Linked DNA regions of Mus musculus: all the other regions are linked to region 2. The links are chromatin loops, found by intact Hi-C in ENCODE. Cell type or tissue: gastrocnemius. All regions are shown on one strand. Each heading gives the region's core, and the rest is flanking DNA. Links, peaks and the distances in the headings are about the cores only.

Region 1 (7,415 bases), core at 972-5,971, 67 kb after region 2:
TGCCCTGGCTGCTCATGCACACCCTTGGTCTTTTAGGATCTGTCTAGAGCTCAGCTGAAAGGAACCTTGCTCACTAGCTGTGTTGGCTTAGACCACGCTGAGACCAGATCCTCTGTGCATCTGGGGGTGAGGGTGGGGCTGCCTGGTCACCTGGGGCTCACAGTGTCCTTGGTTCCTGCCCTCTGGGTGCTAGAGTCAGCCCCACAGGTGTGACAACTGACTGACTTTGGAGAGGTCTCTCTGGTATGACAGGGCTCACTAACCCTCTAAGCCACCTGCCCCTCACTTCTTGCAGCAGGACCCCACTATAGCCTGTGCCCAAGAAGAGCCCGGAAGAGGGGAAACAGCCTTGAAACTGTTAAAGTTCCAGGCCCAAAGCTGTGGAACACAGGTGGCTTGTTATGGGAAGTGAGTGTCTCACCCAGGGCAGTGTACCAGGTGTCTCCCTCTGACCCCAGGGCCTATAGAAAGTCCTGGTTTCTGGGTCAAGGGGTGTTGAGAAGGAAGGAAAGGTGGCAGGGAAGAAGGCCAGTAGTCCCCATTAGCAGCCACAGAACATGGTTCTTGGAGGGACCCTTGTGGTGTGAGGGATTCTGGGGGCCCATGACATTCAGGCTACGGCCACTCAGAGGGCACTTGCGGTAGATCTGAGTTTGGGACTTGTCCCAGAGCCCATGCTTATCCATATCACAGAGCTTATAGATAGAGATGTGCTGCTCCAGGGTCCTCTGAAGGACAGACAGACCCTGCCAACTTGTGGAGGGAGAGCTAACCCCGGCTCGCAGGCCCATACTCAAACGTGCTGTCTTTGAGCAGATGGCGCCCCTCCCTGGGTATCAGAGTCCTTGCTCACCCCAGCAGCAAACAGCTGGCTAAGGTTTGCTGGACTCAGGCCACAGAGGGACAAGCAGTGACAGGGTGGGAGGCCAGCCCTGCAGCTACACAGTCCTGGTGGGTTTGTTGAACCAGGCTGCAGAGTAAGGTACCTGGTACCCAAATCATCAGTAGCTCTGGCCTTGGTCTGGGGCACCAGCGTAGATTCCAGCCTTGCTTCAGGGACACGGTCACTTCCTTGTCCCCTGCCTCCTCCTTCCTTGCTCCCTTGCAGCTATGCAGACCTCCCAGCTACAACTTCAAGTCTACCATGCCCCTGCCTCGGGGGCTTTTGCTCTAGTCTCATCTGTCTGAAACCTTTCTCCCCTCGGATGCTGGCAGATTCTCCATCTTTGTTCGAGGGCTACCTCGTTGGCTTTCTCCGACTCCAGGGACCCTCTGCCCCGTCTGTGCGAACCCATTCTCTGCCTTAACTCCTCTATATAATTTGTTACTGTCAATTTCCTGTCTCTGCAGGGGTCATGGCCATCCTAGGTCACCTCTGCCAGCATAGTGTGCCAGTGGTCAGCTTTCTGCTACACCTTTGGGGCTCTGGTAGTAACACACACACACACACACACACATACACACACTAGTTGAGCAGGGTGAATGCAGAAGTGGGCGCCTCAGCGTGTTCCTGTCTAAGTGAAGGCATTGTAATGTGGCTCACTGTATAAACTGTAGAGTCCTGTGCTTTCTGGATGCAAAGGGTGTGTCAGAATGATAAGAGTTTGGGTTCTGGAAAAGAATACAGCTAAGTGGGTAGACCTGGGTGGATGGGTGGGCGCAACCAGGTTCTTGGGGCTGGGCCAGGAGGGAAGCCAGGGCTTTTGGGCATCGGGTCTCTGACCTGAAGCAATCACTATGTCAGAGGGGTCAGTTAGGGAGGGGGGTGAGAGTGTGGCCAGAAGGGGTCGGGGAGTCTCCTGGTCTGAATTATCTGAGAGAAAAAATAATTATGTTCTGAGGAAGCTGTGATATAAGCGAGTGCCAGAGAGCCACGGGTGCACTGGGAGGCTGGCGGGGAAGAAGTGACCCCTACCTGAGGAGCAAGTCATGGGTTCACAGTGGGCCAGGAATGCTGGGAGTTTACTGAGTAGGAGAGGTGGCCCCCAAACTGTGAGTGGTGGGTACAGCAGTCCCAGCTCCTTCTGTGGGTGACGGGCCATTGTTCTGTGTCCACTGAGCCAGTGGGAGGTTGCAGGGGTTCCCAGACTGTCACATGTCCCTTTATCTGTTCCTTGGGTACCTGTTCAGTGCGGCACACTGGGGGCATTAGTGTGACACTGTGACCCGAACCTTTCAACCCAGGCCTGTGGTCTCAGCCTCCCCCACCTAGAACTGCCAACAGTGCCTGGTCAGTCACCCCTTCAAAGGCACTGACTATCCTCTCCATCACCCCTTGATCTCCACAGGGCACTCTCTGGACACCTCTAAAGCCACACTGTGTGCACCTGCCTCCTAGTCCCCCAGCCCACTACCATCCCAACTCACAGCTCTTGTTCACTGCACAGGCTCTGACACGCAGTGAGCACACACAAGATGCTTGCTGGGTGAGTGTGTCAGGGGAGGAAAGCCTGCTGGGGGCAGCTCGGGGCTGGGTCTTTACCGGATGGAAAGGGGACTGTCAGGGCTGTCGCCTGGGGAAGGGCTGATGGGCAGGTGGGGAAACAGAAAGGAGTTTCTTCTCAGATACTCGCCTCAGGTGCGGGTGAGGCTGCTCAGGGGTGGGAACAGGGAACAGGGAAAATAATGACAGAAATGACCTTCAGTGCACTGTCCCCACAGAAACAGACACCTCACCTCACCAGCTCCACAAGGGGAAAGGCTGGCCTATGAGGCCTGTGTTCCAGACACCCATTTTTCCTCTTCTGTTTCGCCCCGGGGCCCTTTAGGCCTTTGCCTGCAGTTGGTGGCCTCCAGAGGACCCCACCCCTGAGACCCCACCCCTGCCTCTACCCTCACTGAAATCTCAGGAGCCAAGGGACAGCACAAGTTAAGGGGTGGGGGACTGCCTTTCTCTGCTGTTTTCTCTGCGGGACACCCTGGAGCTGGGAACTCCTTTCCTGCTCAGTGGCCACATCTGTCCCCACCTGTCCCTGTTTTAGTCCAGCTGGCTGGGAACCGATGTGGGTGAGGCAGTAGTCTGTAGCACAAGGGCGCCCTCTGCTGACTTCAATGGGTGCTAAGGCTTGAGCTGAACCTGGAGGCAGTACTTCATGCAGACTTGGGCCAAGGTGTTTGCAGCGGTGTGTGACCCAGGCACGGAGAGGTTAGTGAACCTGCCTGAAGTCATACAGTAGACTCTGGCCTTGAGGCCTACAATGGAGAACTGGTGCATTCCCTCCTCACACCCTCAACAATGCCTACCCCGCCTCTGCCTCGGTTCCACTCAGTCAGTAGCATTTGTGGAGTTAGGCTGGGCCTCGCTGCTCACAGCTGACGCTCAGTGGGGCAGGAGGGGCAAACAATAGGAATAAATATGTCCCTATCAGGTGTGATAGAGCCTGAATGTGTCAGCTTCAGCCACACGCCCACCCTGACGTGATTTTTTTTTTTTTTTACACATTTGAGATAGGCTTTTCTCGTCATTGCCACACCTCAGTCAACTAAGGGTCACTATCATGGTCTTGACGGTAGGTGACATCACTCCTCCTTACTGAATGCCTCTGGTAACCAGAAGCAGTGCCCCAAGATAAAGCTAGTCCCAGTGGGGATGGTCTGGCTGTGTCTGCCCAGGATCTGCTGGGAAGCTACAAGAGACTCTCGCTCACAAAAAGCATAAGTGTAAACCGGAGGTCACATGATCAGGACACACTAACGTGTGAAACGTCAGAATGAGACTCACTATTGCATATGGAATTTAAAAAGAAAAAAAAAAAAAGATGATCCTAAAGTGACCCCCGCCACACACCTCTTCTGTTTACTGACACTTCTGGTTTCTCATGACTGACATTTAGCAGCAGCTGTGATGACGGGGACAGGTGGATGGTGTCCTCATCAGCTTCCTGCCCAGCCGCTCGGGAACACAAATGCCAGCACCCAGGCTCCTGAGGCCATAGCGCGTTCCTCAAAGAGCTCCTAGAACTGTGGCTCCCTAAAAGCCAAAGGACACACATTAAACATCGTGGGAGGACCTGGTACCCCACAGAGACTACAGGCTTGGCCACTGTTGCCCATGTACCAGTAGGCTACCGGACTTGTGGTTTCTGGGAGACAGCATGTAAAATTTACTTCCACGGAAAATGTTGGTGTTGAATGAGACCTTCACACCTGTGTGTGCACGGTGGCTTCTCAGTGACAGCTGGTGGCAGCAGCTACAAGACTGGCTCTAGGATCTCCATCTCCCAAGCCATTGCAGCTGTTGGACATCAAGGGACCCACGTGGACCCCACAGTGCAAAAGCCAGATCCTGTGGGCTCATGCTGGGGTCACGTGAGGTCACACCCTCAAAGGAGGATGTACTGTCTGCAAGCTCTGCTGAGTGGAGACCCCAGCCTGGAGCCCCAAGTGACCTGGCAGTGAACTAACAAGCCCAGGCCAGCACCAAGCACCTGGGGTCTGGCAGGGCCTTCTGGAGGGCAGCCTGTTGCGCCATGTGCCAGAGGGAATGTCTGCCCCAGCTGTAGGCTGGCCTGTGTATCTCCAGGATGAAGCTCAACTCCTGAGTCAAGACATTCAGACCTGCTCTCACCCCTTGTATGGTAGACAGCTGCCACTCTATCAGATCGAAATTCTTGTTTGCAACATCACAGCTATGACACATCCGTCCAATTTTAGCATAGAGTCCAACCAGTGCAGGCTCTCCCCAAGGAGCCAGCAGCTGGAGTGCCCCAAGGCAACTTAAGCAAGGGGAAACCAATTTTCATTTTTACCCAAGTACCTACGCCACACCCATTTTGCTGTGATCTGCTAGACTTAACTAGTCATTCATGGGGCCTGTGAGGCTCAAAGAGGACATACTTCCCTGGAGTCTTGAACTCATCCTCCTGCATCGCCCCTAAGGAGGAGGGCTACAGGTGTGTACAACCACAACCAGCCACTTTGCTTTTCCCAGGGTCTCTAGGTCAAATTCCCCGCCTGAAGAGCCTTTAACAGCTATGTTTCGGCTTGTAGTGGAGAGCAGCCCTTTAATCCCAGCACCTAGGAGCAGAGGCAGGAGAATTGGAGAGTTGGAGGCCGGCCTGCTCTGCAGAGTGAGTTCCAGGACAGCCAGGGTTATGAAATAGCCAGACCCTGCCTCACTGTGCCTGACATTGCATCTCACCAAGTATCGAGAGGTCTGTCCCTCATGCACAGTGAGGGAAGAGCCTAAACTTGGCTGGAGAACCCTGAATGTTTTCCTAAGAGGTAAAGTGCTGGTTTCAGCCATCAGGCAGGCCCCACTGAATAGGCTGAAGAAGGGCACAGCCTGCCCTGTATCAAAGCATACTTTTTTATTATAGTAGACTCGGACGACGACAGAACGTTGCTTATGGACAGTCAAGCTTGACTTACAGGGTGCCTACCGGAGAGCTAGTTTGCCCCAGATAGATCAAAGGCCCCACCAGCCACTCTTTAGACCTCATAGCTGCTGCTTCAGAAGGTGGAGCCACACACGTGCTTAAAATAAAACCACCGAGCTCTGCAACACAACGGATTGCCTTTATTTCGGTATGCATCCACATTTCAACATTTAGTGGTCCTGAACAGAGTGGGGAGCGTGGCAGTGAGCCAGGAGGCCAGGCCCACGGATCTGCAGATGATCTGCAAACATGGGGACACAGAGCTCCTCCTGGTCCCTGCAGAGGGTCTGAGGAGCAACACTGAAACCTGAGTCTGCAGGGTCAGGGCCTCGTGCTCCAGCTGTCAGGCTCCACATCAGACCCGATGGGTGGCCAGGGTGACGAGAGCCCTGTTCAAACCTCTTCAATGTGTAAAAGCAAAGCAATGATGGGAAAAGGAACCAACTCAGAACCGTGTGCACTGAGGACTCCGCATGGCCTTTCTCTAGGCATCTTTTCACCAAGGACCCTGAGCGCTGGCCGGTCCGAGTCGCCCTGTGACTGCTGTTTACCTTAGACCTGAGCACAAAGCTCGAGGGCTGACGGTGGCAGCAGGGCTGAGGACCCGGCGCTCCCTTCCCAGGCTGGTGGCAGGTGAGTGTGGTCCGGAGCTAAGTGAGGGAGGCCAGGCAATTCCAACCTCATCTGATGGCTTCTGGCCACAGCAAGTGTTGGGTGGTGATGGGCAACAGGGGAGTTGAGGAGGGGAAGCAGCACCCCTTGATAAAGGTGGGGACACGGGAAGCCCTGAATTCCTCACCCGCGGCCAATTTCAGAGGGAGGGGAGGGTTACAATCTAAGCTTTGGCCAAGGGTGGGAGTGGAGGAGTGGGGACCATGGCTTGGATGGGGCATCACTTAAGACTTAAGAAGCAGGGGTGCAGCCAAAGCGCCCCAAGCCCAGCAGTAGTCAGTCCCACAACTGCTACCTGAAGCCTTCCCATCTATTCTAAGGGCCACCACACAGCTGTGGCGGAGGGCGGGGCGGGCAAAGGCAGACCCAGGCCAAGGGCCAGCAGCAGGTGATTGTGTGACGTGTCTGTTCACAGTTGCGTTAGCTGTGCCCACCGCTCCCACAGGAAACCGATTTCAACACCTTCTTGATCCCAGAAGTTCAACCAGGCAGACAGCGGTTACACTCAACAGTTGATGTTACACAGCACAACTTAGGTATTTCAAATGGACGAGAAGTTAGTATCAGAACAGTGTCTCAGGATGAAGGCTGAGTGGAGCTTCCTCTCCGGTACTTTGAGGTCTACAGATGTATCTAGAAAATTCACTACTGTGGAAAATGAAGACTTGGGTTGGATGGGGAGGGGAGGCCGGGGCCTTGGTGACTAATTGCTGTAACACTGTCCTTCCGGCGGCTGTGGCAGCTTCATGTTCTCTTTTGACATCATCAGGCGCCGCAGTTCCTGCAGGATGACTTTGATGCTGTGGGAGTTCTGCCACTTTGCCAGCACTGCCGTGGCTCTCGGATCCACCTGCGCAGAGGCAAATGCACACATTACTGTAGACTCAGCAGCAAAACCTTCCCGCCCTCCCCGGGGCTGATATGCCCAGCCCACAGGCCCATCAAACCCATGGGCTGGGCCAAGCTGCCCTCCTGCAGACAGTCTTGCCTCCTTTTTCTGGGTCCTGGCATGAAGAAAACTAGCAGAGCCTGAGGCACACAGGGAGACTTAACTTGGCCAAACTGGGCCCATCCTGACCAACAAGCACCTGGCGCCCATGCCCTGTCCTTTCTCCAATGTGTACCCAGGGTGGGGCAGGTAGCAAGAGCAGCCATGGTGCCCAGGTCTCTTAGGTCACTAAGGAGTTAGTGGCTCCGACACAGTAACACATAGGACAAGTGGCTCCAACACAGAACAACATAGGACAAGTGGCAGGAATGCTAATTTCTACTTCTCTGGCCCATCTTCTGAAGACTCCTAGGACAGGACAGGCACAGCGCCTCCAAGCCTCTAGCAAGCAAGACACAGATTGGGGATTTACAGCC
Region 2 (7,415 bases), core at 1,681-6,680:
CTTTGAATAGTCTCTTTGAAGTTCAAAGGCTACTTACAAAGATCTCCCCTTATCTAGGAAACAAGACTTACTTCCATTTCCTTTGCCAGCCAAATACCTTTCCTTCAGGTGGTCTCTAGAGACCTGTGATGTCTGCTCCTGGGAAGGGGAGGGTCAGATGTTTAGGGTCATCCTTGGTTACATAGTGAGTTTGAGATCAGTCTGGGTTACAGACACTCTCTCAAAAAAAAAAAAAAAAAAAAAAAAAGATCCAAAATAACAGCAAAAGAATTGAGGGTAGGGCTCTGGATGTAGCTCACACACAACTCACACACAAGCCTGGCTTTGACCTGTAGCACTACACAGTCTAGGTTCCTGCATAAGATCTCAGCACTAGGGAGATAAAGGCAGGAGGATCTGGAATTCTAGGAAACACTGGAGAGAGAGAGAGAGAGAGAGAGAGAGAGAGAGAGAGAGAGAGAGAGAGAGAGCGCTGGATCAATAGCTCAGCAGCTAAGAGCAATAGCTCTTACAGTAGACCTGAGTGAGTTTGTCTCCCAGCAGTGACAATGTGGCCCACAACCACCTCTAACTCAAATGCCAGGGGAGTCTGGCCTCTGAGGACATCTGTACATGTGGTATGCACTCACACAGGCACATACATATAAACAGAATCATAAAAATGTGGATGGGCAGTGCTGGCGCATACCTTTAATCCCAGCACTCGGGAGGCAGAGGCAGACAGTTCTCTGTGAGTTTGAGGCTAACTTTGTCTACAGAGTGCATTCCAGGACAGCCAGGGCTACAAAGTGATACTGTATCTCAAAAACAACAACAGTAAATAAGTAAATACATTTTGTTGCCAGTTTGCAGATCAGTTTATTAAGATGACATCACTGCTAGTTACTGCAGAAGAGAAGCTACCTGCCCAAATCAGTGAGGTTCTGAAGAACTCACTGCATTAGAAACCAATGTTCAAATCCACAAGGAACTGTTCCTGATTCCCAGGGACAAGGCCGAGGCAGGTGAATCTGCACATTTACTTCAAGCTTTTAAAGAGCGTGGGGGCCACACAGTGGTCCCGTGCATGCAGGAAGTCAAAGAGCTCCTCTGTACAGCCCTCTTCTGACTGTGATCAGGAAGACACGCGCTTATCACACAACTCTAGTTGTTCCTGGGCCTTTACACACTTCTCCAGCTGTTCACAGTGCTTTCTCACTGTTGTTGGGGGCGGGGTCCCCTAATTCTTCCTCCTCCTCTTCCTCTTTGGGGTCTCCGGATCCAGTGAGCCTCTTTCATTTGTCCTTCAGTCCCATGTCGGGAGCTGGCTTGGGATACAACAAGAGCAGCCATAAATACCTTTTGGGTTTTTTTTTTTTTGTTTTTTTTAAAGAAGATTCTACATTAAACATCCCCCCACCCCACCCCCCGTCCCTCCCCCCTTCATTCTGGAAGTGCAGGAGCGTCCAGAATTCTATTCCACTCCTACTTTTGACCAGCTGCAGCTAACCGCACACTGGTTCCTGGCTTTTGCTTATCACTGTGGGGTGGGAATCATTCTGCTGTTGCATGGAATTGTACACACTCTACAGCCTGCCTTGTTGCATGGATTTTGTTGTTGTTGTTGTTGTTGTTGTTGTTGTTGTTGTTGTTGTTTTTCGAGACAGGGTTTCTCTGTATAGCCCTGGCTGTCCTGAAACTCACTCTGTAGACCAGGCTGGCCTCGAACTCAGAAATCTGCCTGCCTCTGCCTCTCGAGTGCTGGGATCAAAGGCGTGCGCCACCACGTCCTGCTTGTTGTGTGGAATTGTACATACTCTACGCCTGCCTTCCTTTCTTTTCCTGACGGGCTTCTCAGTGCTAGCCTCAAAGTCCCAAGCTTTCTAGCTCTGCCTCCAAAGTAGAAGGGATACAGATGTATCCCCCATCTGGCTGTAGCTATTGTTTGCTGCTGTATGGTCTTCTATTGTGGGTATGCAACCTGGTTAGTCCGTGTCTATTGTTGATAGATATTTGAGTGTTTTGTTTTGTTTTGTTTGGGATTTCTGCTCTCTCTCTCTCTCTCTCTCTCTTTCTCTCTCTCTCTCTCTCTTCCTTTTTCTTTTTGATATTAAGAGTACAGGTGTCAGCCAGGCCATGGTGGCACACACCTTTGATCCCAGCACTTGGGAGGTGGAGCCAGGTGAATCTCTGAGTTCAAGGGCAGCCTGGTCTAAAGAGAAACCCTGTGGGGGGCTGGGGGGGGTTATTTACAGGTGTCAGGACTGTCCTTTTGTTTGGTCTGGGTTTGAGGCTGGCCGTGGGTTCTTAGCTTTGGTTGCTCTTTAGAGGCATCCAGTCCTTTTGACAGTTAAAATTCGATGCCAACAACCCCGCCCTAGATAAGCGAATCAGGATGTGTCTGCCAGTGAGGGCAGGGCGGGCTTAGGTGTTTTCAGACACTCTTGAGGAAAAGCTTGGCTGAAAAACCCTAGGTGGCAGTCGGCCTAGGAAGGGAGCTTCCTGGGCGTGGAGAGTCACCTGTCACCCGTTAGGGGCTAAGTCACACCTTTCCTAAGCGGCATGCCAGCCAGCATCCATCATTTGACCAAGTTTTACTTTCAGGCCTCTGGCAGGTGTGAGGTTGTGAACAGGCCTCCCCTTGTGGGCTTCATTTGCCTTTCTCTTTCCTTCTTACTAAGCAGGCTTGGGGGAGGCTGAGGGGGTGGAGTGGGGGGCTGCTGAAACAAAGGATGAAAGGGATGAAAGGAAGCCTAGCCAGGTGTGGATCTGGAAGAGAAAACAGGACTGGAGGAAGGCAGGTACCAAGCAAGGCCCCGTGGTAGGAAAGCCTGTTCTCTGATCATAGGGGATGGAGAAAAGTCAAAACCTAGTCAGCTGACTTGTCCGTTGGGACGAGGGTGGTGGTGGGGCGCTGTGTGCTCTCCCTCTGGACTCAGGGAGACTCATGGATGAACTAAATCTACCCAGAGGGCAGTGTTCTCCACGATGGTTGCCTGTTGTCTGACCATCCTCCCACTCCCCCACCCCCCACCCCCAGTGCTGGGAGTCTGATTCTATTCCCTGTTGTTACCTCCAGTGCCTAGAGACTCGATGCTAGCTGGTGCCCCAGAGGTTTCCGTAGACCCTCTGCTTTATAGGTGTTTATAACCCCATACTATGGGGGTGTGGGTTTGGTTTCCGAGGCCACCCTTCCTCCCTGTGAACGTTCCAACACGATTTTCAGGAAGTCGGGAGCCTTAGCCCTGGTCCTTGCTACCTCTGCCTCGCACCTGCCCTTATTGGTGTTTCACAATGCAACTCTAAACACGTCCGTCCTCAGCTGAAAGTCCTTCCGTGACTCCCCAGTGCCTGTAAGGCAAAGTCCAAACTCCTCCAAAGACCCGAGGCCAGGAAATCGGACCCCTCAGGGTCTGCCCAACACCAACCTCATCCTGGAACCTGCTCTCAAAGGTTGGACAGGCAGAAGTTACTGATTCTTACCCCGGGCCTTTCCCCTCGGTGCTTCTTCACTTCCTCTAGGAAGTCATAGACACCCTCCCCTGTCAGGTGACCGTTCATTGACAGTCACAGCTGTCTCTCCCCACCTCCTTTCATCAAATCACACCTCCCTTTAGTATTCGAATCCTCTGTTTATTCTGTCTGTCTCTCTCTCCCACGGCCGGGAAGCCATCCTTGCGTAGGGCATCCCTGGGTAGTGTTTTGTTCAGGGCTGTGTAGACAGTTCCAGGAACCCCTAAGCGCGTGCATATCATCGCACTTTCTGGCTCCCCAGCGCCCAAAGGTCAGCAGCTCGGGGATGTTGCGGGGCACCGCGCTCGTCGTGGGGCAGGCGCGGCCACCAGGGGTCGCCCGAGGAGCTCGGAAGCCGCGCGGTCCGGTCCGGGAGGAGCCCAAGCGGAATCTCAGCGCCACGCGGCGGGAGCCCCAGCAGCCCAGGCGCACCTGCTCCGGTCTCAGTCTCCGGCCGCGCCGCCGCCAGCCATTGGCTCAGCCTTGACAAAGGGGCGTGACCAACAGTACGGTCACGCCCCCAGCCCTGGTACTTAAAGGAATTTGCTGCTGCTAGGGGATCGTAGTGTGCGGCCGGGCCTCGCGAGCGGAGTTGACTACCGACCTTGCGCGACCCGGTGACCCCGACTACCTAGGTCGCTCTGGCCAACATGCCGCGCTCCTTCCTGGTCAGGAAGCCGTCCGACCCCCGCCGGAAGCCCAACTATAGCGAGCTGCAGGACGCGTGTGTGGGTGCGTGGTGGGGTGCGGGACGCGGGCGGCTGGGGGGGATCCCAAGGGTGCTGGGGGGAGGTGAGAATCGGGCTCTGCGGGCGCGACAGGTGGATCTGGAGCTCCGGGTCTTGGCAGTTGGGATCCACCGAGGGTGTCTTTGACCCGGGACGGGGAGGCTCCGGGAGTTGAAGACTCGAAGGCGGGGGTAGCTTTGCGGAGTCCGGGCGGGGGAGGGGAGGGGCGGGCGGGAAGCCCCCCCACCTGGCGCCCCGAGAATCCGCTCAGCTGACTCCCTGCTGTCTCTTCTCTTCCCGCAGAGTTCACCTTCCAGCAGCCCTACGACCAGGCCCACCTGCTGGCCGCCATCCCTCCGCCCGAGGTCCTCAACCCCGCCGCTTCGCTGCCCACCCTCATCTGGGACTCTCTCCTGGTACCCCAAGTGCGGCCGGTTGCCTGGGCCACCCTCCCGCTGCGGGAGAGCCCCAAGGCCGTAGAGCTGACCTCGCTGTCCGATGAGGACAGTGGCAAAAGCTCCCAGCCGCCCAGCCCGCCCTCGCCGGCGCCGTCGTCCTTCTCGTCCACCTCGGCCTCCTCCCTGGAGGCCGAGGCCTTCATCGCCTTCCCTGGCTTGGGCCAACTTCCCAAGCAGCTGGCCAGGCTCTCGGTGGCCAAGGACCCCCAGTCGCGGAAGATCTTCAACTGCAAATATTGTAACAAGGAGTACCTCAGCCTGGGCGCTCTGAAGATGCACATCCGAAGCCACACGCTGCCTTGTGTCTGCACGACCTGTGGAAAGGCCTTCTCTAGGCCCTGGCTGCTTCAGGGCCACGTCCGCACCCACACTGGTGAGTGAGTGTGCATAGCTGAGCTCTGAGTCTGGGCTGTTTGGCCTTAGACCCTGGGGGGACTCAACACTTACTCCTAAGGCTGCCAAGCAGTGGACAAAGTAGATGTTGGTTGTTCTCCATTCTGTACCTTGCTGTTCGAGGCTAGGAGTGAAGAGGTGTTCCCTATCCGGGCTCAACCCACACTGTAGAAGTCAGACAGGATATTGCTAGACAGGATATTCTGCACCTGGCCTTGAATCCTGAGTCGAGAACTTCCCCAGTTTCCTCGTTTCTAAAATGTATCAGAGAACACTTCGTGGGGTCTTTGTAGAGTGAAGTGCTAGGTGCAGGTGCCACTAAGAAATGACTTCCCAGTGACTATGAAGACGGCTCAGTGGTTAGAGCACTGGCTACTCTTCCAGAGGTCCTGAGTTCAATTCCCAGCACACATGGTAGTTCACAACTTAACTAACTGCCTGTTAAGAGTCCAGTTCCAGAGGACCTGACACCCTCATACAGACATACATGCAGGCAACATACCAATCCATGTAGGACAAGAATAGAATAGACACATCTTTTTTTTTTTTTTTTTTTTTTTTTTTTAAGAAGAGAAACAAAGACATGACTTTGCTGTCCTCTCAGCCTTGGGCCACGTGGGAAGCTTCTAGAAGTGAGGGAAGGCTTCAGCCAGGCTTGGTGGGGGTTCCGGTTGGGCTGCTCTTTGGAAAGTGTGTCAGGCTTTGGGGTAGAGCTGTGCGTCTCTTGTGGTGGCCAGCATTGGGGCAGTGAGGCCTGGGGGTGGCAGGGAGGTATTTGCAGGTCTCACTGACACCTTTATTACTTGAATAAGATTACCCGTTTCCCCCCCCCAGGCACGGATTGCCTCAGATTTAACCTATAAAAGTGTAACAGGCTGCCTCTCTCCGGCTGGGTTGCTAAGCTGTGGGGCTCTACTTTGGGGAAGAGCTGAAGCCCTCAGGGTCCTAGGCTGCCTCCGACCACCCCCCACCCCCCAGGGACTTTGTTTTGATGTAAAGGCATGGCTCAGACAAAACCCTCCTTGAAATGCACCACCCAGTTCTCTAGGAGTTCCATTGTGTGTCTTAATGGTAGCCCAGGGGGTGGGGGCCTGCAGGGTTAGAGCAGGTGCACGGGGCAGCGGTGCCCAGCACCTGTTCTTGGCCGCAGCTGCTGGCTCATTGCACGGCAGGCCCCTTTAATCCAGGGGGTATCACATGTACAGTGTCCCCCTTAGTGGCCTTTGTCCCAGCCGGCCTGGTGCCGATTTCACACTTGCCAGGAACACTATGAAGGCGTCTGGGGGTCGGGGATCTGTGAAGAGAGAGAGAGTGTGTGTGTGTGTGGGGGGGGGGGTGTCTACACTTCCTGTGCAAGCCCAGAGACTCCCAGCTCCATCCCACCCTGTGTTATCTTGAAACCTCCCTTTTGTTAAGTACTTCAGTTCGCCTGTCCCTGCTAAACGGACAGGTAGTGGTTAGGCCATTCTAGGGAGGGGGCAACACCCCTTACTTGTAGGGACCCACAGATTGCCAAGGTCCACCACCACCCAGGGCTTTGGAGCCCCACCTGTGTAGCTGAAGACTTGTGTGGGTTTGTGCCCCCTAGGGGGGCTGAAAGCGGCTCTGTTCAGTGAATACCTGCTGAGTGGGTGGATCCCGCAGGATCCCTGCTGAGATTTCCTCTATCCAGAGGCTCAGCACACCCAGGCGCCATTCCTCAGCCCCGAATTCCATCACTAGAATCCAACCAAAGGGCACCGCCTGTGGACTAGCAGGCTGGGAGGGACGGGAGGCTTGCCTTGTTTTGAAAATCCGTTTGGCATTACAGCCTCATGCTTGGCACATAGTAGGGGTGCAGCAGATGTTTGGTTTTGTCGGTATTTGTTAACTCAGCCAGACTGGGTTTAAACCAGAGACCCTCCTCCCTCTGTCTCTACAATGCTGGGTTACAAATATGGACCCCCAGGCTCAGGTCCCCTTTTTTAAAAAGCACATTTATTAATTCAGGTATTCACTGAACAGAGCCGCTTTCAGCCATCCTCGGGGGCACAAACCCACAGAAGTCTTCAGCTACACAGCATGTAATTAAGCACTTACTGGACACAGAGCCCCCGTGTGTCCTTATAGCCCTGGCTGGGCACGGATCCGGTCAGGATCCCAGATGTCTGTAAGCCCCTGGGCTTGCAGTTAGTTAAGGAGAGCTTCCTTACTGCAGAGCGGTGGGCTGCTGGCAGCATGCAGAGGAATGGCCTTGCTGGCTCTGGGTGGGGGTGGGGAGGCCTCTCCAGGCTGCCTCTCAAGCTTTGTCCCAGACAAAGTAAATCAAAGTAAATTCAAGGCTGGTAATAGGAAGTCCAGTCGC
Region 3 (7,415 bases), core at 972-5,971, 360 kb after region 2:
TCGCAGGCCACTGGTCTGTCCTTGTGTGTGAAGCAGAGCCAGAGTTGAATTCTGTCCCCTACGTGACCTGTGCAAAAGAAATTCTCATCTGCGGGGGCATGCGCTGCCCTCCCACGGGGCACACGGGAAAGTCTAGAGACGGCTTGGACTCTATTTCAGTGGGAAGAGCTACCACTGTTAAACTCCCTGCTGGGTGCAGGACAGCCCCATCCCCAGAGAAAGATGACGGCCTCAGGAAAGCATGTCCCCAGCTGAGCTGGGCCACACAGCTCTGCAACCCTGAAGTCCCTGTAGGGAAGTGAAGGCCGAAGGAGCTGCCCATGTGTGACAGGAGATAGTCGCTCTGCCCCGAGCCACCCCAGCTAGCAGAGACTCTGCCTGGAGGGAGTCTGTTCCTGGCCCTACTCACCAGGCAAGGAACGTGTCTCCAGCGCCTCTCAGTGGCCAGGACCTTGAACTACAGATATTTCCGGCGGAGGGTACAGAGTGGGACCCCTCTCGGTTCACCAAGGCTGTTCCTCAGGCAGAAGGGTCACAGTGGGTAATGGCAGAAGTAGCAAAGAAATATGGATATGGAGTTGAGCCCTCTGTCACTCAGCAGCCATGAGACCTTAGGTGAAACCTTTCTCCTCTGAGCTTCGGTTTGCCCATCTGTAAAATGGAGCTGGAGCGGGTGGTTGGTCTTGTTGGCAGGATCTTCTTAAGATCGCATGGAGGGCCGGGCGTGGTGGCGCACGCCTTTAATTCCAGTACTCGGGAGGCAGAGGCAGGCGGATTTCTGAGTTCGAGGCCAGCCTGGTTTACAGAGTGAGTTCCAGGACAGCCAGGGCTATACCGAGAAACCCTGTCTCGAAACAAAAACAAAAAAACCCAAACAAACAAACAAAAAGACCCCGTGGAGGGTGGTGTGGATCAGATGCTGTGTTCGTCAGACGGCGTGCAGGGTGGTGTGGATCAGATGCTGTGTTCGTCAGACCCCGTGGAGGGTGGTGTGGATCAGATGCTGTGTTCGTCAGGGCGACTTGTCGTGGTCCATCTTGCTATGTCCTCAAGGATGACCTTGGACTTCTGACTTTCCTGTTACACCACTAAAAATCCTTAAACAGACAATAAATAAGTTTAGTGCAAAGGCACACTTAGAGAAGAGAGGGTGAACCGCCATGGCCCGTGAGGGTTCTGTCTTTGTTTCATACATATGCTTAAAACATGTACATTGCTAACATATGTGATGCCAAACTCTGCACTCCCTCAGCCCTAGTAAAGACCCCCCCAGCCCCGAGTAAACACACACCTGTCATGTCAGCCCTTGGGCTACAGAGCAAGCTCCTGTCTTAAAATAAACATTTAAGAAGCAATCCTGCCAAGCCGTCAGAAATACAACTGTTCGCTAGAAGTAGAGAAATAGGGAAAACAAACGAATAAACAAAACACTCGCCTCTCTACAGAAAAGCAAGGCAAATGGCCCACACATGCATCTCTTAGAGAGTATGTTTTCAAATTTATTTGGCCGGGAAGGGGCATGTGCAGGCCATGGTGTGTGTGTGTGTGTGTGTGTGTGTGTGTGTGTGTGTTGTCAAATGAGTCTGTTCTCTCCTTCCACCATACAGGTCCAGGGAATCGAACTCAAGTCATCAGGCTTGGTGGCAAGCTGCTTCACCCGTTGAGCCGCCTCACTGATCCTGGACACGCACTTTAAAACTCAAGCCCTAACATAAAATGATGAGTGCTCCAGGCTAGACCTTGTGGACAGTTATGTCCTCTACTGGCCAGGTGGAGATAGAGCCTGACTGTAGTGGGCCCGGGCTCCAGGCAGGAAAAACCAGGGCCTCCCTGGCATCTGGGCTGAATGTCTCTGAGTAGGTTCAACCTTAAACATTTAGACAATCATTGTGGAAGTTTCAAAAGCCTGTGTCCTGTGACGGACAGCAGAGTCTCTAGGAGTGCATCAGAGGGAACAGAGCAGTGGCTTGAGCGCACAGGCGATAATTGTGTGGTGTTTATTAGCTACAAAGCTTAGAAACAGCTATGGCCAGGCACCCATCGAGGTTCAAGTTTATGTTCGCACTGTGGAATGTGTGAAGCACGTTTTCCTGGTGTTGGTCTGGAGGGATCACCAAGGTGCATTGTTAAGAGGGGGAAAAAGAAAACAAACTTGCTCAGAACAGGGTGTGGAGCAACAGGGAGGACAGGAATCTGCTCACGTGCCTAGCACCTACCTCCTGGCTCTCTCAGCAACAATCCCTGAGACACAGTGACCACGAGGGTTTGCAGGAGGGGAGGTGGAGGAGAGGTACCGGGTCTGGCAGTCAGCAGACGCAGAGAACAACCCACTCTCTTTAGGCAGCCGAGTCCTAGCCCTCTAACTCAGTCTAGGGTAGAGTTGTGACTCTACACGTAGGAGCCATGCACTACAAAGTCAACACCCCCCCACCCTGGTCTCAGTTTCCTATTACAACATTTTCCCATATGTGTTCATTTCTTAGCTGATTTATTTTAAGATTAAAAGATTACGCCAGGCATGGTGGTGCATGCCTTTAATCCCAGCACTCAGGAGGCAGAGGCAAGAGGATCTCTGTGAGTTCGAGGTCAGTCTGGTCTACAAATCGGCAGGTTCCAGCACAGCCAGGGCTGTTGCACAGAGAAACCTTGTCTGGAAAAACCAGAAGAAGAAGAAAAAAACAATTTTAAAGAAATGACATTCTTTTATTTATTTATTTATTTGTGTGTATGTATGTATGCACACTCACACCACAGCATGTTTGTGAAGGTCAGCTTGCAGAAGCAGTCTCTTTCTACCATGTGTATCCCTGGGATCAAGTTTGTCCAGGTTGGCAGCAAGCACCTTTACCTACTGAGCTATCTTGCCAGCCCATGAAGATTTCAAAGAGAAATAAGAATAACATCATTGTCAGGAAGGCACTGCCTCAAGACCTGAGAGTGGGTAGTTTTCCTCCTCTTCCTCCTTCTCCTCTCCTCCCCCCTCCCCCTCCCCCCTCCCCCTCCTCCTCCTTCTCCTCTTCCTCCTCCTTGGAGCCAAGGATGTCTTCTATGAAGATCAAGCTGACCTTCAACTCTTGATTCTCATGCCTCAACCTCCTAGAGATTTCTAAATCAAAATAATAATGATTTTCAAAGTAGAGTTAAGTGACTAAAAAAAAACAACAACAAACTTTTGAAGTCTCCCAGGTGTTTGTTTGTTTGTTTTTGCCTAGTGTCTGTCTGAGACGGAGTACCTATTAAAATAACATGGATCCTACTGCCTCCTGCTGGGTGTCAGAACTCTTCGTGTGTCTGACTCAGTCCGAGGTGGAATTCTGTCTCCCATTTACTAGCTGGGACCCCTGAGGCTCTACAACTCCCTCAACCTCACTTCCCATCTATACAACACGAGGCGCGTAGAAATGCTGGGCGGCTCGTGAGCATCAAGGCTTCAGAAGCAACCTAACCTGGGAGACCGACCGACTGGATGAGCTTGGTTCAAACAGTGCGTCACCGGCTCCCTGGTACCCGCCCGCTCAGCAGCGCCTTCCGACCGCTGGGAAGGGGCGACACCTGGCGGGCGCGCCTGGAACTGCTCATGGACCGCAGTATCGTTCCGCAAATGCCCACCCGATCGATGTTCGTTCACGCGGGAACTTCGGGTGGGCCCAGCTCAGGGCGCACACCACAGCACACTCACTCACTCACTCACTCACTCACTCACTCACTCACTCACTCACTCACTCACTCACTCTCACTCACTCACTCACTCACTCACTCACTCTCACACACACTCGCATGGGAAGAGGGGCTGAGAAGCTCCCCCGCCCACTTCTCCTAGGGAATGTCTGAGGTTCCCGGGCCTGATAAGGATAGATCCCTGCAAGTGAACAAGGCTGATCCAATGAAGACATAACACTACAACAGGCCAAGAGCCCGGCTCCCATCGCAGACCATGTAGTAGATGGCGTGGCACAGGAGATTTTTACTAGGTGAGCTGAACTTCTGAACAGGATCTTCGGAAGCCATCCTTGGGTCTGACTCTTTTCTCTCTGTAGCAGCAATGGCTTGATGGAGTTGTGCTCCTGAGTCTGCGGCTGAACAGGGGTGGATGACACACAAACAGACGTGGCCCATCCCAGGACCAGCCAGTCATACAGTGGGTGTGGGTGCTCTTCTGTGACCCCAACATTTCAGAGGCTGAGGCTGAAGGGCCAGGAAGGAGTTCTAGGACAGCTACCAGCACCCCTAACAAGCTGCTGAGAATCTGGGGTCTCTTAGTGGCAGCAAAGCCCCAGCTGGGATGTTGTGCACAATGGAGTGAGGCGATTTCCTTTAAAAGCTAAATTCTTGGGCTGAAGAGACCACTCTGTATCTAAGACTACTTTTGGTTCTGCCAAAGGACTGGAGTCCAGTTCCCAGGACCCACTTGGCAGCATGTAACCATATGTAACTCCAGTTCCAGGGCATCGGATTTCCTCCTCTGATCTCCAAGAGCAACAACAACAACAACAACAACAACAACACACACACACACACAATCTAGAAACCAAACTCACTTGGGGCTAGGGAGATAACTTGGTTGGTAGAGGGTTTGTTCAGGCTAGCATGCACAAACCCCTAGGTTAGCTGGGGTGGACACACACACACGAGCAATGTAGTCAGGAGACTAGGAGTTCAACACCACATTATACTTTTTGGAGCATTCAGTGCCGACCTGAGAGCCTGTCTCAAAAATAAATATTTAAGTAAGGGAAAAATATGTGCTTTTAAAAGAAGAACGTGCCCTAGACATGGCAGCATACGTAGGAAAGACGGCAATGGGTGGAGAAACGGGACCAGCGTTTTAAGTGTGACGATCGTTACTCCCCGTTGCTGTGGTTCATGTTGGGATCTCCCAAACATTGTCCAGATCACAGCATAGACTCTGCCTGACTGCCACCTTGTATTTAATTTGCATTAAATGCTGTTCAGGGCTCTCTCCTGATATAACCTCTTGCATGGCCCCTCGTGGCCTCAAGATCAAGTCCACCCTCCTCATCTTCATCCACAAACCTTACCCTCGTCTGGTGCAAGAGCTGCTGGGAGTCAGAGTCTCCAGCCAAAAGCGATCTGAGTCCCCACATGTGGCTTCTTACATAATCAGCAAAATATTAATTAATGTCTACCCTAACCCTGATGACAATACCCCAGAGAAGAAATTTTAAAATAAGCGTTGTTGGCTCTAATCTGTTACTGTTGATAATGCAAAGGCCCCACATGTGTCTATTGCATTATCCAGCCATACGGCATAGCCCAAGCCAGAGACCGGCCAAGTGGGGCCTCCTGAAGTTGGCAGTCATGGTTAGATGCGATCCTGAAACCATATGGCACAGGCTCCTCCAGGGGGTGAGGAATGTGTTGTGTCCCAGAGTCCAAACTTTATGCTCTTCTGTGGTGCCTGGGGGGGCAGGAGCAGGGGAGATGGCTCGGGCAGTCAGCTGCCTGTCATGAACGCCCAAGAGCATGGGTTAAGCTTCTACAGCCCAGTAAAGGCTAGGTGTGGTGGCACAGTCTTGTAGTCTCAGGCCTGGGCAGGTGGTGACAATTGAACCCCTAGGGCCAGGTAGCCTAGCAGAAGGGACGGTCTCCTTCGAGAGACCCTGCCTCCAAAAACAAGGTGGGGAAGGGCTGGCAAGATGGCCCCATTGATAAAGGCACTTACCATGCAAGCCTGGTACCTAAGCTAAGTACCTCGGAACCCACACAAAGGTGGAAAAGAAGAACAAACTCCACACAGGCCCTGTGGCACGCACGGAGACACCCATGACAACACCTTTCTCTGCACCTCATGACAGGATCATGGGGAGGCCCACTGCTGGTTAGCATTTCCCAGCAGCTCTTGCCTCGAGGATTTGCCCCATGACTAAGGTATGGTGATAGGATGTGTGTAGAACACAGGACCCCAAAGCGTGATTACCAACCTCTGAAACCTTTGAGATGCAGGCCTCACCCTCACCCCACCCCCATACACACCCCATCCCCCAGGCATCCATCACATCTATCACACAGCTCTGCGCTGCGCTCCGGAGTCTACAAATTCTTAAAATTAATTAATTAATTAATTAATTTAATTAAAATTCTTAATCACTCAGCTCTGAGAACGTTCGTGTGCTTGGAAATTTCCATAACATGCGTCCATGAAGATCTCTCTTCTCTCCTCTAAACAGGAAGTGGTAGTAGGTAGGTTTGTTTTCCTTTGTCACTTGAGTCCTGTGGAGAAAATCCTTATGGCCATCTAAAGAAAGCCACCAGCCAGGGTTCCCCCAAGTCTCAGCTGCTTTTTAGAATCACTGTCTGGCATTACAAGTCCCCAGGCCCTGATGCCCAGGCTGGCTGAATGGGCGCCTTTTGAAAACAGCTCCCGGGAGTTTGGCCAGTTTTGCAGAACCAGATGGGTTCTGGTGAATTGTCGTTTTAAAAGCCCTCCCACCAGGCCAGCTGTGCGGCTTTGAGTGGGTTACTTAACCTCTCCATAGTCGGTAAAATGAGGACAACCATAGCGCCTATATCCGCTGGGAGACTGGCTTATTTCCCACGTGCTCAGGACAGAGAAGATGTGCGAATTTGGGTGACCAATTGAAAAAGTTGACTTCCTGGGGGAACCCTGATCCCACGTGTTGCGTGAGCCCATGTCGGAACAGGATGAGTGGAAGAGAACCACCAAGGTTCCTCCTCGCGCACTTGAGCATACGCACAGCAGCCGCACGCACCATGCGCCCAGCAGCCGAAATGTAGTTCCTTAACGAGGGTTATCAAGCAACTCTGACAGCAGGCAGGGTACAGTAACTGGCAGTAAGGCCCAGTGGCAGAGCCTGCACGAGGCTCCGGCCTACTGGTCCCTTGTAGGATGATGTGTGTCTTTCCTAGTTTCTGTTATTGAGATAAAGTATCCTGGCGAAAGCAAACTAAGGTTCCAAATTATAATCCACAATGCCAGGTCAGTTCCCGAGGCCGGAGCTTGAAGCAGCTAGTCAGATCCACAGTCAAGAGCATAGAGGATGACCGCATGCTCCCTGCACGCTTGCTTGCTTGCTTGCTTGCTTGCTTGCTTGCTTGCTTGCTTGTGCCTGCTGCGGGCTGCGTCTTCCCATGTCAGCTAATGTAATTACCATAGTTAAGACAATCCCCCACAGACATGTCCACAAGCTAGCACCGTACAGACAATTCTTCACTGCAGTTCTCTTCCCAGATGATGCTAGCTTGTAGCAAGCTGACACCGTACCTACCCTGCTTCACGTGGTGGTTAAATCCTCTGGAGTATCCAAGTGGCCTGAAAATGGGCAAGCAAAGAAAAAACAATGAGGAGGGGTTGCAGCCTTGCAGACGCAGGGGTGTGTGGGGGAGTCACCCACGATCCTGTAAGAGTCCCTCACCCATGCATCCAAAAGTTCGCC

Evidence for each region. Peaks named below come from ENCODE experiments on the same cell type or tissue, not always from the same donor. Only the 100,000 strongest peaks of a DNase experiment are listed, where the experiment ranks them.
Region 1: it touches region 2 in a loop (6-fold over the local background); 41 of 42 quality-filtered maps call a loop at or near these places.
Region 3: it touches region 2 in a loop (4-fold over the local background); 31 of 42 quality-filtered maps call a loop at or near these places.

The regions. Positions count from the first base shown.
Region 1 is chr2:167,602,348-167,609,762 of GRCm38, forward strand. It overlaps Ube2v1 (ubiquitin-conjugating enzyme E2 variant 1), which reads right to left. Exons shown (of 4, transcript NM_023230.2): 4 at 5,292-6,900. The coding sequence ends at 6,754. Gm11476 (a long non-coding RNA gene) reads left to right here. Exons shown (of 4, transcript XR_866991.2): 3 at 2,289-2,426; 4 at 3,834-5,503. Among named protein-coding and RNA genes, the nearest start is that of Gm31619, 17 kb to the left of the region's middle. In gastrocnemius, for the core only: a CTCF peak has its summit at 3,041 (motif pointing left); DNase peaks (open chromatin) are centred at 3,029 and 4,384; H3K27ac peaks cover 2,628 bases.
Region 2 is chr2:167,534,148-167,541,562 of GRCm38, forward strand. It overlaps Snai1 (snail family zinc finger 1), which reads left to right and starts at 4,048. Exons shown (of 3, transcript NM_011427.3): 1 at 4,048-4,224; 2 at 4,524-5,051. The coding sequence starts at 4,143. It also overlaps the pseudogene Gm11474. In gastrocnemius, for the core only: a CTCF peak has its summit at 3,819 (motif pointing right); DNase peaks (open chromatin) are centred at 3,899 and 4,589; H3K4me3 peaks cover 3,190 bases; H3K27ac peaks cover 2,756 bases.
Region 3 is chr2:167,891,725-167,899,139 of GRCm38, forward strand. No RefSeq gene overlaps it. Among named protein-coding and RNA genes, the nearest start is that of Gm33033, 18 kb to the left of the region's middle. In gastrocnemius, for the core only: a CTCF peak has its summit at 3,554; DNase peaks (open chromatin) are centred at 3,539 and 5,347; H3K4me3 peaks cover 500 bases.